Regions from separate parts of the Mus musculus genome. Here region 2 is linked to region 1. Evidence: chromatin loops called from intact Hi-C (ENCODE). Cell type or tissue: left cerebral cortex. All regions are shown on one strand.

Region 1 (8,000 bases):
CAAAAGCAGCTTAAGGAGCTGTTTCCTTCGGCCGCAGTAGAGGGGATACGGTCCATGGGAAAAGCATGGCGGCAGGAGCTTGAGACAGCTCATACTGTGTCTGCAGTCATGTTGTAGACATAGTGTGTGGGCTCAACTCACTTTCTAGGTTGGTTTGTTTGTTTAGTCCAAGACTTCAGCCTAAGGAATGGTTCTGCCCACAGGGGAGGCTCTTCCTAGTCCAAGTAACCAAATCTAGATAATGCCTCACGGACATGACCAGAGGGTTGTCTACCAGGTGATTGTAGGTTCTGTCAAGACGGCAATCAATGCTAACGACCACACAGACACATGAAGGAAACCTCATGTACCTTGGAGCAAATGCAGAACCAAAACTGGAGTCTTCTCTCCAGTCCTGGCCCGATTGCCCTCGTGGGTTTCAGGGATATGGGGAATTCAATCCTACATCTTTTTTTTCCATTTTTTATTAGGTATTTAGCTCATTTACATTTCCAATGCTATACCAAAAGTCCCCCATACCCACCCACCCCCACTCCCCTACCCACCCACTCCCCCTTTTTGGCCCTGGCGTTACCCTGTACTGGGGTATATAAAGTTTGCGTGTCCAATGGGCCTCTCTTTGCAGTGATGGCTGACTAGGCCATCTTTTGATACATATGCAGCTAGAGACAAGAGCTCCGGGGTACTGGTTAGTTCACAATGTTGTTCCACCTATAGGGTTGCAGATCCCTTTACCTCCTTGGCTACTTTCTCTAGCTCCTCCATTGGGAGCCCTGTGATCCATCCATTAGCTGGCTGTGAGCATCCACTTCTGTGTTTGCTAGGCCCCGGCATAGTCTCACAAGAGACAGCTACATCTGGGTCCTTTCGATAAAATCTTGCTAGTGTATGCAATAGTGTCAGCGTTTGGATGCTGATTATGGGGTGGATCCCTGGATATGGCAGTCTCTACATGGTCCATCCTTTCATCTCAGCTCCAAACTTTGTCTCTGTAACTCCTTCCATGGGTGTTTTGTTCCCAATTCTAAGGAGGGGCATAGTGTCCACACTTCAGTCTTCATTCTTCTTGAGTTTCATGTGTTTAGCAAATTGTATCTTATATCTTGGGTATCCTAGGTTTTGGGCTAATATCCACTTATCAGTGAGTACATATTGTGTGAGTTCCTTTGTGAATGTGTAACCTCACTCAGGATGATGCCCTCCAGGTCCATCCATTTGGCTAGGAATTTCATAAATTCATTCTTTTTAATAGCTGAGTAGTACTCCATTGTGTAGATGTACCACATTTTCTGTATCCATTCCTCTGTTGAGGGGCATCTGGGTTCTTTCCAGCTTCTGGCTATTATAAATAAGGCTGCTATGAACATAGTGGAGCATGTGTCCTTATTACCAGTTGGAACATCTTCTGGATATATGCCCAGGAGAGGTATTGCTGGATCCTCCGGTAGTACTATGTCCAATTTTCTGAGGAACCGCCAGACTGATTTTCAGAGTGGTTGTACAAGCCTGCAATCCCACCAACAATGGAGGAGTGTTCCTCTTTCTCCACATCCACGCCAGCATCTGCTGTCACCTGAATTTTTGATCTTAGCCATTCTGACTGGTGTGAGGTGGAATCTCAGGGTTGTTTTGATTTGCATTTCCCTGATGATTAAGGATGTTGAACATTTTTTCAGGTGCTTCTCTGCCATTTGGTATTCCTCAGGTGAGAATTCTTTGTTCAGTTCTGAGCCCCATTTTTTAATGGGGTTATTTGATTTTTTGAAGTCCACCTTCTTGAGTTCTTTATATATGTTGGATATTAGTCCCCTATCTGATTTAGGATAGGTAAAGATCCTTTCCCAATCTGTTGGTGATCTTTTTTGTCTTACTGACGGTGTCTTTTGCCTTGCAGAAACTTTGGAATTTCATTAGGTCCCATTTGTCAATTCTCGATCTTACAGTACAAGCCATTGCTGTTCTGTTCAGGAATTTTTCCCCTGTGCCCATATCTTCAAGGCTTTTCCCCACTTTCTCCTCTATAAGTTTCAGTGTCTCTGGTTTTATGTGGAGTTCCTTGATCCACTTAGATTTGACCTTAGTACAAGGAGATAAGTATGGATCGATTCGCATTCTTCTACACGATAACAACCAGTTGTGCCAGCACCAATTGTTGAAAATGCTGTCTTTCTTCCACTGGATGGTTTTAGCTCCCTTGTCGAAGATCAAGTGACCATAGGTGTGTGGGTTCATTTCTGGGTCTTCAATTCTATTCCATTGGTCTACTTGTCTGTCTCTATACCAGTACCATGCAGTTTTTATCACAATTAAAGTAAAGCATTAGGTCAGGCATGGTGATTCCACCAGAGGTTCTTTTATCCTTGAGAAGACTTTTTGCTATCCTAGGTTTTTTGTTATTCCAGATGAATTTGCAAATTGCTCCTTCTAATTCGTTGAAGAATTGAGTTGGAATTTTGATGGGGATTGCATTGAATCTGTAGATTGCTTTTGGCAAGATAGCCATTTTTACAATGTTGATCCTGCCAATCCATGAGCATGGGAGATCTTTCCATCTTCTGAGATCTTCTTTAATTTCTTTCTTCAGAGATTTGAAGTTTTTATCATACAGATCTTTCACTTCCTTAGTTAGAGTCACGCCAAGATATTTTATATTATTTGTGACTTCAATCCTACATCTTAAACTTTTATAAAGACATTCATGCTAATAGCAACAGTTAAGTATCTTTCAGTTTAAAGGAAAGGCTGCATGCCAACCCTCCTCTGGTTTTAATTTCCTAGCATGTTAGTTGTGGAGCAGAAGACTCAAATCAAAGCTATTTGAACACCATCAGGATTCAGTACGCTAGTCCCTTGTCAAAGGCAAGTTCAAGGCAATTGATCACTGATCCAACACTTTGCAACAAGAAGATGGCAGGCTCAGAGAACAGAATAGTTAGCCAGACGTGGTGGCGCACGCCTTTAATGCCATCACTCAGGAGGCAGAGGCAGGCAGATCTCTGTGAGACTTCAAGGCCAGCCTGGTCTACAAAGTGAGTTTCAGGACAGTCAGGGGAGTTGGGGGTGGGGGTTGGGGTATGGGGACAGACAACCAAAAGCATTTCCCAGTAGGAATGGTGTTGTGAGGGTAAAGAGTAGAAGGCTGAGCACAGGTTCCATATTCAGAGAACCCATTGTTTTTTACCTGTCCATATTGAGAATGGAAATTCCAGGAAAAGTTATACCAAAAACAAACAAAAACAAAAAAACTGAAAAAAGAAAAACCAAACCCACAAATAAACAAGCAAACAACAACAACAACAAAACAAACAAACAAAAAGCAGGTGAGCCCCACTGATAGAGAAAGTTTACGACTTTGAAAGTATTATCAGTGTTCTGAGGGATTGAAAAAAGGATGTTCTTGTCAAAGGTCTTAACCATATCACAGTGCTTGATAAATAATGAAGTCCTGAAGGCAGAATAGCCAGAATCTCCATCGTCAAATGGCACGGCTCTTACATATGCTTCATAAATCTGGGAATTAGAAACACATTTCTGGCTCTTATTGGTGTTCCTCTGGCTGTTTTTATTGTCAGTCTGACTTTTTAAAAGGGTCTTATGTAGCTCAGGATAGGTTTAAGTTCAATATGTGGCTAAGAATGACCCACTGGTTGCAGGACATATGTAGGACAGACATTAATTTCCAGTGTCTTCCTTAATGTCCCTCCATTGTCTCTCAGTAAACTAGAGCTTACTAACTCAGCCAGATGTCAGGAACCCTTCTGTCACTGTGTCCTTCCCCTCCCGACATACACTAGTGTTCTAGGTATATCTGGCACACCCAACTCTTTTAGGGGTTCTGGGGGATTGAACTCAAGTCCTTATGCTTGCTCAGCAAGCACCTAACTAAGCCATCTTGACAGACCTTCTTGCTGTTGATTTTGTTTGTGCCTCAAGATAGGGTCCCACTATGCAATCTTGCTTGGTCTGGAACTCCCTGTGTAGATCAGGCTGGCCTTGAGCTCATAGACATCCACCTGCCTCTGCCTTGGATTAAAGATGTGCACCACCATGACCAGCTAATAGCCATATGTTTAAAGACCTGCCCATACCACCAGGCAAACAAGCTTAAGGCTTTAGCCCCACTCTCTTACTGCCTCCCCTCCCCTAGAGCCCCGCTAAGGCCCTTCAAGGCTTCATAGCCCACGTCTTGAGGAACTTGGGTCCTTGTCCTGTGCTGTACCAGGCATCTGGGCTACATATAGGAACCAAATCATTTCCCCCTTTCCTCCAGCCTTCTCCTCTTGTGGAAGTGTGGACAAGGAGCTATGTTTCCAGCTTTGTGCCCCCAGCCTGTGGTGAGAGACCCATGAAACACTGACACTCAGAGTCCCTAGGGCCACATTTTTCTTGTAGCACAAGAACCCATGGGAGACTTCCTTAGTTCACCTTTGACTAATGTCTTGGGATTGCTGCCCTGTGTTAGAGATTTGGGAGAGTGCTGTAGAGACCAAAAGGAGCAACAAACATGACCTGCAGCATCCTGGGGGGTTCCAGGACTCAGCCTGCACACTGCGCCCTGAGGGGGAATATGACCTCTTCCCATTTCTTCTTTTCTCTCTGACTGGAGTAATTGGTGCTGTCAGTCCTGGATCCCGACACTGCCCGTCATGCAATTGTCAAACCTCTAAATTAAGACCTCGACTCTGCGGCATGGAATAATAACATGCTCTATTTTGGCTGAGTTTAATGACCGTGCCAAGATTCAAGTCTTGCCAGGTTGCAAGGTCACGTGGGTGCCGGAAAGCCTGCCTTACCCTGGCCTGGAGAGAGCTAATTGTGTATAAGGAAAAGAAATGAGATTGTGCTCCACTCAAGACAGACCATCAAATAGCAGGTGGCTGGTTTTCGGAGAACCATAGGAGGGACCTGGCACGCCCAGCTCAGCTTACAACTCCCCTGAGCAGGTTAGAGACAGCCTGCTCCTTGGAGTGTTCGCAAGTTGCCTTCATTACCTTTCTAGCAAAAACTAAAGAATCGTGCAGAAGCCCAATTCAGCTTGACCCACAGGGGCCTCGAAGCCTAGTATTCACACCCAAGAGCAGCCGACCACAAGACTGGATGGAGTTTAGTGACTGTTGTAATAACAGCAAGACCTGAAAGATATCAATCCTGGCTAACTCTGCAAGGCAGTGTGTGTGTGTGTGTGTGTGTGTGTGTGTGTGTGTGTGTGTGTCTTTCTCGTGGCAGCCCAGGGAAGGCCTTGTTGGTGATGAGGAAGGCTGAGATGGCAGAGACTTCCTGCCAAAGGCAGGCACATGAACTTGGAAGAGGAGCCTGAAGAGCCTTCCAGCAGCTTGCCCACAAGCTTGTGAGAGACTGAACCAGGGGCTTCATGGTCCGCAGAAGCCAATGAAGAGAATAAATGCAAACTTTTGGGCTATTTTTATGGTGATCAATAAACAATATATTGGCAGTATAGAAGGCAGGCTGAAGAGATGGCTCAGTGGGTAAGGGCACTGACTGGTCTTCTGAAGATCCTGAGTTCAAATCCCAGCAACCACATGGTGGCTCACAACCACCCATAATGAGATCTGACGCCCTCTTCTGGTGCATCTGAAGTCAGCTACAGTGAACTTATGTATAAAATAAATAAATCTTTGGCTTAGAGCAAGCAGGGACTGAGCGAGCCGAGTTGACCTGAGCGAGCAGGGCCAACCAGAGTGAGCAGGGCCGACTGGAGTGAGCAGAGGTCCTAAAAATTCAATTCCCAGCAACCACATGAGGGCCCACAACCATCTGTACAGCCACAGTGTACTCATATACATAAAATAAATGAATCTTTGGAAAGAAAAGAAATAGAAGGAGATTCTTTATAAGCCAATGATGCTGAGTACTGTATCTCTCCGAGCTCCGCTCTTCCTGGTCCCTGTCAACGGGATCCCTGCAGTTGGCTGTCTTCACAGACCTTAGACTAGCTTGCTGTCCACGGTCCATATCTTTAAACCAGGTGGGAATGAACCCTGAGGGGGAGTCTGTGCTTTCCTGGGAGCAGCTAAGACCAGGCCTTCAAGATGGCGTCCAAGCAAGGCTTCTTTCTCCCTGTGCCTGCTTCAGTACCTTCATAGGCTTTTAGAAGCTCTGCCTTAGTGAATCTCTTGTACCTGGACCTCACAGGAATCCGACTCAAGACACACCTGTATTGGACTCTGCCTCCTTAAAATTAAAAAAAAAAAAAGCATTATCAGGTTCTGAAAGATGTTCTTTCATTCTCACAACTCGCAAAGATGATTATTGAACCAAGAAAACAGAAGCAGATAAATTCAAATATATAATTGATCCAATTATTTTTCAAAAAGCATTTGCCAGGCTACTAAGATGAGTGACCACAAAACAAAAATCTTTTTGTTTTGTTTTGCTTGTTGTTTTTGTTTTTCTTTTTTTTTTAATTAATTAATTAATTTATTATATGTGTGTACACTGTAGCTATCTTCAGACACTCCAGAAGAGGGCATCAGATTTTTGTTACGGATGGTTGTGAGCCACCATGTGGTTGCTGGGATTTGAACTCAAGACCTTTGGAAGAGCAGTCAGTGCTCTTAACTGCTGAGCCATCTCACCAGCCCCGTTTTTGTTTTTTGGTTTTTTTTTTTTTTCTTTTTTTTTTTTCCCCCGAGACAGGGTTTCTCTGTGTAGCCCTGGATGTCCTGGAACTCATTTTGTAGACCAAGCTGGCCTCGAACTCAGAAATTCGCCTGCCTCTGCCTCCCGAGTGCTGGGATTAAAGGCATGCGCCACCATGCCCAACTCGGTTTTTGTTTTTCAAGACAGGTTTTCTCTCTATAGTCCTGGCTATCTTAGAACTAGGGCTGGCCTTGAACTCAAAGATCCACCTGCCTCTGCCTCCCAGTGCTGGGATAAGGGGATGTGCCACCACACCCAACTAAACAAAGCAAATTCTTTAGCGGCCTTTCCAGAAGGGCCTGGGAGAACCATCAGCCACTCTCAGAATCTGACTCTTGGGCCTAAGGATAGTGAGTGGGCTTCCCAGGTCAATCACAGCCACATGCAAGGCCTGAAGCCTGACCTGCTGGGGCGTCACAACAGTCATTTGGTTAATAATAATGTCATCCCAGAGCTGCCAGCAGTGTAAAGTCAGCTGTGGCCCCTTCCATGTTCCTCTGAAGCGTGTTGACACAATCACATATTCATGGAAAAAAAAAAAAGTCAGACCAGAGGAGGTCTAGGTTTGATAACAACAGTTTCGGATCACACTGGCTCTGGCAGTCTCCCTAATCCTGTCACTGGACCTGTAATGACTCAACAGAGGTCTCTGCAACTCAGCTGCCTTGCCAGCACAGAGGAAAGGGCTGGACCACAAGACCTATGGGGTGCCCTTCTCTCCAGTTTTCACCCTCAGGATAAGTGGGGGTGCGATAAAGGATGGATACTACACAGCTGGACCTCAGCCCACATTAAGCACACACCAAGCAACTCCTATTGTTGCCTTTTTCTTTATTATGTTTCTGTCTATCTGTCTGTCTGTCAGTCAGTCAGTTTATCTGAGACAAGACCTTGCTGTGCAGCTATGTAGCTCAGGCTGGCCTTGAACTTGTGACGTTTCTGCCCCAGCCTCCCAGGTGCTGGCAGAACAGCCATGTGCCACCATACCTGGCCCTCTTTGCTCTCTTGATTCACAGAGTCTTAGAAGCTAGTTCCTTTCCAGGAAGTGGGTCATGTTAAAAATGTATGTAAAATATTCATGGAAACAGCACAACACACTGTGTTTACAAATCCGTCGGAAAAACATAAACATCCAAAGCTCGCAACCAGAAAAAGACATGAAAAGATTATTCACCAGGCTACAAACCAGCTTCATGAGTAGAGAAAAAAAAAGCAAGACATTGATTTCATTGAGCAAACTAGCACTTCAGAAACAAAGCTCTGATACCGGAAAGAGCACTGTGGAGAGAATAGAGATTAGGTACAAACTGTCTAGAGCTGCCCGAGGTCTGAATGTAGAA
Region 2 (8,000 bases), 140 kb before region 1:
TTCTAGACCCTCAGAAACAAATTTAGAAAGCAAAGGGCTTCTGAGACCTAAAATATCAAACAACTTGACTTTCATCTGGGAGATTGTAACCCTTGCCCACCCTTTCAAATGTCCTTCATGTGCACAAAGTCAAGGTGACTGGGACATTTAGACTCAGGACTTCCTGCCCAAGCCCTGCCCTGCCCCCTGATGGCCACTCTGGTCAGCCATAGCACTACACAGGTGACAGAAACAAGGGTTTTTTTCTTCAGTGTATTTGTACATTCCTTTCCCTCTGGCTGTGGGAGACAGATCTGAACCTATTTTGAGCCCTGGAACTGCAGGCCCTCGAGAAGACCCAAGATGGACCAGATGCCTTGGTCCAGGCACTGGGTGTCCCTTGGCTTTGGGTCTTGCAGGTGACCAGGAGCTTTGGGGAGGTGAAGTCAAGGTCAGGAAACAGATTCTCTCCAGAGCCTTTATAGGACACATTGAAGGGTTTGCCTCTAATGGGATGCCAGTGACAGAGCAAGCTGAGAAAAAGCATGGTAGCCTGAGGGAAGAGAGAGTGGTGCCCTGTCAAGGACATAGCTACAGAACCAGGTCAAGGCTGCCATGTGGCCTTGTGGCCTTCTTGTGAATTTTGGTCTCAGCTATACCTCAGCTGCTGATCTCTAGAGGTCAGGCAGAGGAGACAGGGCAGTCCCCCATCTAAGCAGGCTTCAAACCATGGCCATCTAAGACACATGCTTCACCATGTGCCTCTGTGGCTCCCTCAGGATGGTGAGGCAGCTCTCCTGGCTGCCCTCTGGAGGGTCTTCAGGAAGGAGAAGGTTGAAACAGAGGCCAGGCAATCCACAGCTAGCCCACAGTATAACAAGACACCTGGCATATTCTCTCCAGGGACAGGTAGGAGCCAGGCCTGGGATGTCAACACTACATGTCTAATGCTTTCCCCGGGGAACCTGCCGGGAACTCACTGACCTGCTGAGCGTCTCACGAGGTAACATGTGGGCTTCTGTCAGGCAAGGAACCTTTGAGATGAAAGGAAGGGTGTCCTGCTACAGGGCTTTCTGCATACCTGTCTCTCCAAGACTGGCTCCTTGTCTCTGTGCTGGCCTTCACAAACTCTTGGAAACTCTTTTTCTCCGACATATTTTAGAAGCCTCTTTACAGATGGTGGTGTCTCACTATGGAGCCCAGGCTAGCTCAAACTCATGCTTTTCCTGCCTTGGCATCCTAAATTTTGGAATAGCCTGTGGCATGTCCCACCATGACCATTTTGGTTGCCTTTAGTGATGGTACATGAAGAAGCACTTCCCCACCCTCTCACTTATGTGCATGGAGCCTCTCAACTTTCACTATAGTGAAGAAACTGATGGCAACTTCATTTCTGGAGTGCACTGCTGATGGTGTTCCATTCACGCGCTCATCTGGTCCTGTGACATCCTGAGAGATTAATATGGGCTACTCTTATCTAATCTCTTTAAAGGCAAGATTGTGGTTCAGAGAGTCAGAAGTCCCTAAGGCCACAAAGGCAACAAGCCGGGGAGCAGGAATTCTAGTCTACACCTGACTTCAGAGTCATATGAGTTCCCGGCCAATCATTTCTGTGCCAGCAAGACTGTCTAATCCAGTGCTGCAACCCTTTAATACGGTCCTCAGGTTGCAGTAACCGCAACCATAAGATTATTTTGTTGCTACTTTGTAACTGTAATTTTGCTACTGTTATGAATTTCAATGCAGATATCTGGTACGGGACCCCTGTGAAAGCATCCTTCAACCTCCAAAGAGGTACTCTAGTCTAGAAGCACCCGTGAGGCTGGACCACAGAGTCCTTTTGTCACCTCCCCACACTTGCCATCCCTTCCTTCCCTTCCTACCAGTGTCCTCCTCAGCCTCATCAATAGCATCCTCCTCCTCCAGGGGCACGGGGTACTGCAGGTGGGTCACCAGCCCCATGTTTTCCTTCTTGTAAAAGTCGATGAGCTGGTCCAGCTTCGTGAAGAACCTCATGGGGACACCTTCGGATGCCTGAGGACAGAAGCCCCGGACAGAGCACACTTTAGCTAGAATGTCACCCAAGCACAAAGGCCACCTGGAGCAGAGACTGAAGAGACTAGGAGTGACCATATCCCAGAAAAGCTCTCCACTCACGCCTCACATCCCGCAGCCAGTGGCTCCCAGGAGCCCTTTGCAAAGGTGCAAATAGAAGTATTTTTAAAACTATTTTTTTCTCTCCATCTGTTAAAAATGATTTCTATAAGTACTTTACTATACAAATTAGTATATATTTTTTTATTATATCCAAATTAGAAAATACCAGTTTTTTAAAAAAAATAAATCACCTATAATCTCAAAGGGCCAAGAGTTCTATTTTTACAAGTTTAGGTGTGTGTGTGGTGAACAGAGCTATTTTTGCTCCCCCCCCCACCAAGACCATTTCTAAAAATTATATTTTATTTTTGGTATTGAAGGTAGAGCTCAGATTCTCACACATGCAAAGCACACATAGCCCTACCGTGAGTGACACCCCGGGCCCCGACTATTTGTTTATTAATGACTTATGTTTTACAGCACCGGGGATTGAAGCGAGGACTGTACACAAGCTAAGGAAACATCCGTCCTACATCTCCTGCCTCTGCCTCCTGGGTGCTGGGATGACAGATGTGTGTCACCAGGCATCAACAGTCTGCCGTTTTAAACTTGATTTTGAAGCAGGTTTCCTCTAAACTATCCAGACCAAGCTTGAATATGTCATCCTCCTGGCTCAACCCTCCGAGGAAGAACACGTGCTACCACACGTGGCTTGTTTACTGTATTTAGTTAAGGCTTTTTGAAATGGGGTCTGGCTATATAATTCAACGTAGCCTCAAGCTTGCAACCACCCTCCTGCATTAGATCCTCAAGGGCTTAAAGATTACAAGCTTGTGCCACCACACTTGATTATTGCTTTTAAACATAGGAAAATTCATGCTTGTACTTTTTTTTCCATTTGTTTAAATTCTATGTTTTTGTTTGTTTTTTTGAGTGGGTCTCACTATGGAACCCTGGCTAACCTGGAACTCACAGAGATTTTTCTGTTCCTGTCTCTTGAGTCCTGGGATTGAAGGTGTGCACTAGTAACCACGCTAGACTTAGTTACTTTTTTAAAATATAAAATTGTTTTGTGTACTATGTGACTGCAGTGCCCATGGAGGCCACAAGAGGGCATCATATCCTTTAGACTGGAGTTAGAGATCGTTGTGAACCACCATGTGGGGCTGGGAACTGAACCCAGGATCCTCTGCAAGAGCAGTCAAGGCTCTTAACCACTTGGTCCCCCATCCAGCCCTTAACTATGTTTCTTGTTTGTTTGTTTTTTTTTTTTTTTTCAGCCAAAAGTCAGAAAGTTGTCCAAGCAACACAGGGATCATCACCAGTTTGTGCCTCTGCTTTTGATGATGGAGGTGACTCTGCTCTACTGCTCTCACACTCTGGGACCAGGACTCTTTTGTATGTTGGTGGAAGAGGCAGCTCCAGTAGGAAATTCAAGGTCTTCCCTGAATAGTTAGCCCAGACCCCACCAAGATGCCCCTTCATCCATTTAGATATACCCTTGCTAAGATGGCTATCCCTACAGACAGCCAGACCAGAGCAAGAGACCAAATTGCTGCAGCTAATGAGATACATACTCTCTCTAGTGAGTCTCCTGCGGCTTTGTGGGGTCATGATCCCTCCACATGGGCCAAGTGTCTGCCCATAGTTCACTCTTGTCTAACTATTATTTAACTTATTTTATTTTAAGACAATGTTCTACATAGTAGCTCAGGTTGGCCTCAAACTCATGGCAAGCCTCCTGTCTCAGCTCCCTAAGTGTTGGGATTACAGGCATGAGCTGCCACATCCAGCTGCCCCAATCATTTTAACATGACTTGTGTCCATCTTCAGGTTTAGAGATCAGAGGCTGAACCATTTCTTTAGGGCCAGCTAGCTACCTTCTTGCTGAAAGAAACCCATTGCTTGGGGGGTAAACCAGACCAATAGGAGCATGGGTTTGAGTTAGAAAGTCCTCACAGGAGGGAAGGCAGGTGGTTGACTCAGTCACATCTATATTAGATTCCTATTCCTGATGGTTTGACTGCTTGATTTGGGAGGGTTGGTATGCTCTCAGGTGAATGGGACAGACTCAGGAATCTTGCCAATTTGATGGAATTAAGGCTCACCATAGATACAAGTCTTTGGGCTTCTCTAGGTGGGGCTTACTGAGGTGGGAAAACCCACCCTAAATGTAGGTGACATCATCCCATGGTCTGAGGTCCAGGACTGAGTAAAGAGGAGAAAACAAACTGACTCCAGCGTTCGTCCTGGTTTCCTGACTCTGGACATGGTGTGGCCAGTGGCCTCTGCTTCCCGTCCTGTGCCATCCCCATTGCTGTAGACTGTATCCCCTGAACTGTAAGCCAAATTAACTCGTTTCTTCCTCAAGTTGCTTTTGTAAGGTATTTTGTTACACCAATGAGACAAATAGCTGCTACAACTAGGAAGCTCTCAGACTTGTCTCTGAACCTTGGGTTCTGGGTCTTCTACACTGTAGTGAGTCACCCGGCCTTTGGTGAGAACAGTCTCTGTGGACTCGGGCTGTCCATATGGGCTCCAGGCCTCCCTCTGCGTGCTTCCCGCTCTCCAAGTGTACTTGTGTGCTCATGTGTTTTACACACAAAAATCCGTGCGTGTGCGTGTGTGTGTGTATGTGTGTGTGTGTGTGTGTGACAAAGAGAGAGAGAGAGCGTGAGAGAGCATATATACACACTCATGCTGTATGGCTTAGGTTGTCTTAGTAAATTTATAGAGAGCTTAGCAAACCCATCTGTTTATTCTTTTCAATAAACTCCCCTGTCTCCTCAAAACCCCACGCTGCTCAATCTCTTGTGAGCACTGTTAAACCACCTGAGTGGCAGCCCCTGCCAAGATTTCCAAAATATTCTCCAGTGAGTGGTTCAAATGCAAACAAGAATGGAATAACAAGAATAATTTGATAAGATGTAAGACCTGTGAACTCACTTCAGGTAAAGTGTGTGTGGTCTTGTCAGGGCTGGTTAGAGAGAATCGATGATTCGAATCGATTCGAATGCCACTGGGCATTCGGAAAGAGAATGAAAATATCAAAGAAATTTGAGATGGGCTGACTCCTGAGTGAATCTGGGGAAGGAGTCTCATCAGGGAGTGGAGAGTGCCTAAGGACTGCATGTGTGAACACTGGTGCGATTGGGGCTTAGGGGGCGTGCAGGCTGAGATGCACATTATCTTATACAGCAGGAAAAAAAAAAAGCCAGAACCAAACCCAGAGACGAGGCTCTATGCTGCACTATTGAATTGTAGACATGTTCAAGGTGGCCGTGGCAGGCAGAGTGGGGATGGGGTAAACAATGGTGGGTGAATAGGCTGTGTATTAAGCAAGCAGAGGAAGGAGAAGCTAAAGGGATCCCCAAAAGGAGCAGGCAGGAGCTGGAGGCAGTTGTGACTGCTGAGAGCTGTTAGTCAGCCATGCCTCCCTGGCCCCTGCTCATGCTTGCATTGTCATGGAGGCCAGGGAGCAGGGCCTGGCAGGCCAGGATGGCTGACCACCTAGGTGGGTCAGGCTTCCGGGAAGATGGGGAGTGTAGGGTTGAGGTCAAATGTCAAGGATGGGGAAGCAGGCTCCTCCAGGTGGATGCATGAGCATGAGCCAGCTTGGAGCGGCGCTGCTAAGAAGGGAGGCTTTCCTCTGCCTCCCATAGGCACAACTCCCCAAGTGTGGGATAGTTTGGACTGTCTTCCCACTTATTAGAAAGGCAATCCCTGTATTCATATGTACATGGTGTTTGGAGGTAAAGCCTTTGTAATAGGTGTGTGTGTGTGTGTGTGTGTGTGTGTGTGTGTGTTTACGTGATGGTGTCAGTGGCTCTTGTTGCAGAGGAAAAGCAATCTCAGCTCACCCTTGCTGTCTGGCCATATGATACCCCATGCCATGTTATGATACAGCAAGAAGGTCCTCCCTAGATAGAAGTCAGCACATTGCTCCTAGGATCCTACATCCAGAACTGTGAGCCAAATAAGCTGTATGCCTCTATTCACGGGTGTCTGGCTAGGACCTTGCTCATGCTAGGCATTTGCTTTACCTTCAAGCTACATGCCTGGACTTTAATCTTTAAAAGTGACCCTGTTTGTGGTACTCAGTCAGAGCAACAAGATCCACTTATTTATTTATGTATGCAATGAATATGCACATATACAAGGCCAACTGATGAGACAGATGGGGATGAGACAGGAGGCAGAGATGCCAGGTGGGTGCTGGGTCCATTTGACAGAGAAATGTCCTTGCAAAGGCCTTATGGCCACACTATAATATAGATTCACTACCCAGGAGCTGGGGCTCAGGGACAGCTCTGAGTGCTTTGTACTTCTAGTACCCAGAAAGGATACAAGGGCCCTCCTAAGGGAAGCAAATTCCCATGAGATAAATTTCAATTGTTATGCCATGTGGGCCAGCAGGAAGCAGCCTGTCTTCACAGGCAGCAGACAGAGGCAGAGGAGATGGTGGAGATATGGGTCCCAACAGGCCAGAGAAAGGGGTCTCTTGGAGGCACAGTATAAAATGCTGTCTTCATAAGATGGGCTTAAAAGGCCCTATGTCCAGGCAGAGTGGATAGTGAATGGCCGGCTCTGTGTAGCCAATAAACCCCACTAAGCCTAAACCAACACGTGGGAAGATCTTCTAGGTGGCAGTGTACTGACTGTGGGCCAGGAGGAACAATAATGTCCTTTAGTAATGAGCCTAGAGGTCCCCTTCCACATGAGATGTTGCACATATTCACCTGCCTAAGAGGCCCCCCTCCCCACAGGAGCGGGGTCTACATACTACATCTCGGTCTACCGTACTTCCTGTAATTCTGAGGAGCCTGGCAACCCCTGATTCTGTGGGGTTACCACACTGGAATCAGAATGACAGGCAAGAATTTGTAGTTTTAATTGTGAACTTGACACAGTCTAGAATTATCTGGGAAGAGAGTCTCAGTGAGGAATTGTCTAGATCAGGTTGGCCTATGGCGTGTGTGTGTGTGGGGGGGCAGGGAATAGGAGAGGAGTATTGCCTTTTTGTTTTGTTTTGGTTTTTTTACGATAGGGTTTCTCTGTGTAGCCCTGGCTGTCCTTGAACTCACTTTGTAGACCATGCTAACCTTGAACTCAGAGATTTACCTGCCTCTGTCTCTCTCAAGCACTGGGACCAACAGCACCCGCCACCTCTGCCTGGCTACCACTTTCACCTCCCCGTTACAAAGGGCCGTAATGTGGAATTATGAGTGAAAACAAAAACAAACCTTTCCTCCCGCCACCCCCTTAGTTGCTTTTTGTTATTACAGCAACAGGAAATAAAACTAGGTTAGATACCTTCTGTGTGCTTGGGCTTGGAGGTAGAAACAGTGAGAGGTGGGGCTTGGTGTACCCCCTTTTCTCCCAACAATCCCAAAGGTGGTGCTTTTTCGACTATTTTAAAATGTAAAATGTGGTCAAGAAAGGTGTCATAGGCATTAGTCATAGTCCTAGCAGGAAGCAGATGGCCATATAAAACTGGCATTTGGGGAGAGTTTGGTAGGTAGAGAGGAAGAGTTCTAGAGCTAACAGCGGAGGGAAGCAGTTTACCCCTACCCCCCTGGAACCTCCCAGCAGAAGGATAGTGCTGGAGCCCACTGAGAACTCCCAGCAGGAGGGAGCCAGTGCCAGAGGACCCACCCCCGCTTCTTCACTATCTTCCTCTCGCTGTCTTACCACCTGGCTGGGGCTCTCACTGGCTAAACTCAAAGGAGTGAATGAACCAGAGGACAATCATGATGGCAGAGAAGCACCTGTGTGTCACATGGAACATGAGGCTCAGATCAAGGCCTAGTTCATAGTTCCCTGCCAGCAGAGGGGCGTGGCTCTGGATTCTTAGCGTCTAGGCCGCCAGCTTTTGTTCCTCATTCTGCAGCTAAGGCCTTCCTTAAAAGATACACCAAGTCATT

The links. A loop is a pair of places that touch in the nucleus more often than their neighbours do. Peaks named below come from ENCODE experiments on the same cell type or tissue, not always from the same donor. Only the 100,000 strongest peaks of a DNase experiment are listed, where the experiment ranks them.
Region 2: a loop joins it to region 1, with 2.0 times the contacts of the local background. A loop is called at or near these places in 2 of 42 quality-filtered maps.

The regions. Positions count from the first base shown.
Region 1 is chr1:87,524,151-87,532,150 of GRCm38, reverse strand. It overlaps a transcript of Ngef not described here. Among named protein-coding and RNA genes, the nearest start is that of Ngef, 18 kb to the right of the region's middle. In left cerebral cortex, no CTCF peak of the experiment used is centred here; a DNase peak (open chromatin) is centred at 4,726.
Region 2 is chr1:87,659,400-87,667,399 of GRCm38, reverse strand. It overlaps Inpp5d (inositol polyphosphate-5-phosphatase D), which reads right to left. Exons shown (of 27, transcript NM_010566.3): 3 at 1,863-2,013. Among named protein-coding and RNA genes, the nearest start is that of Inpp5d, 43 kb to the right of the region's middle. In left cerebral cortex, CTCF peaks have their summits at 199 (motif pointing left) and 3,171 (motif pointing right); DNase peaks (open chromatin) are centred at 6,359, 7,638 and 7,893; H3K27ac peaks cover 1,224 bases.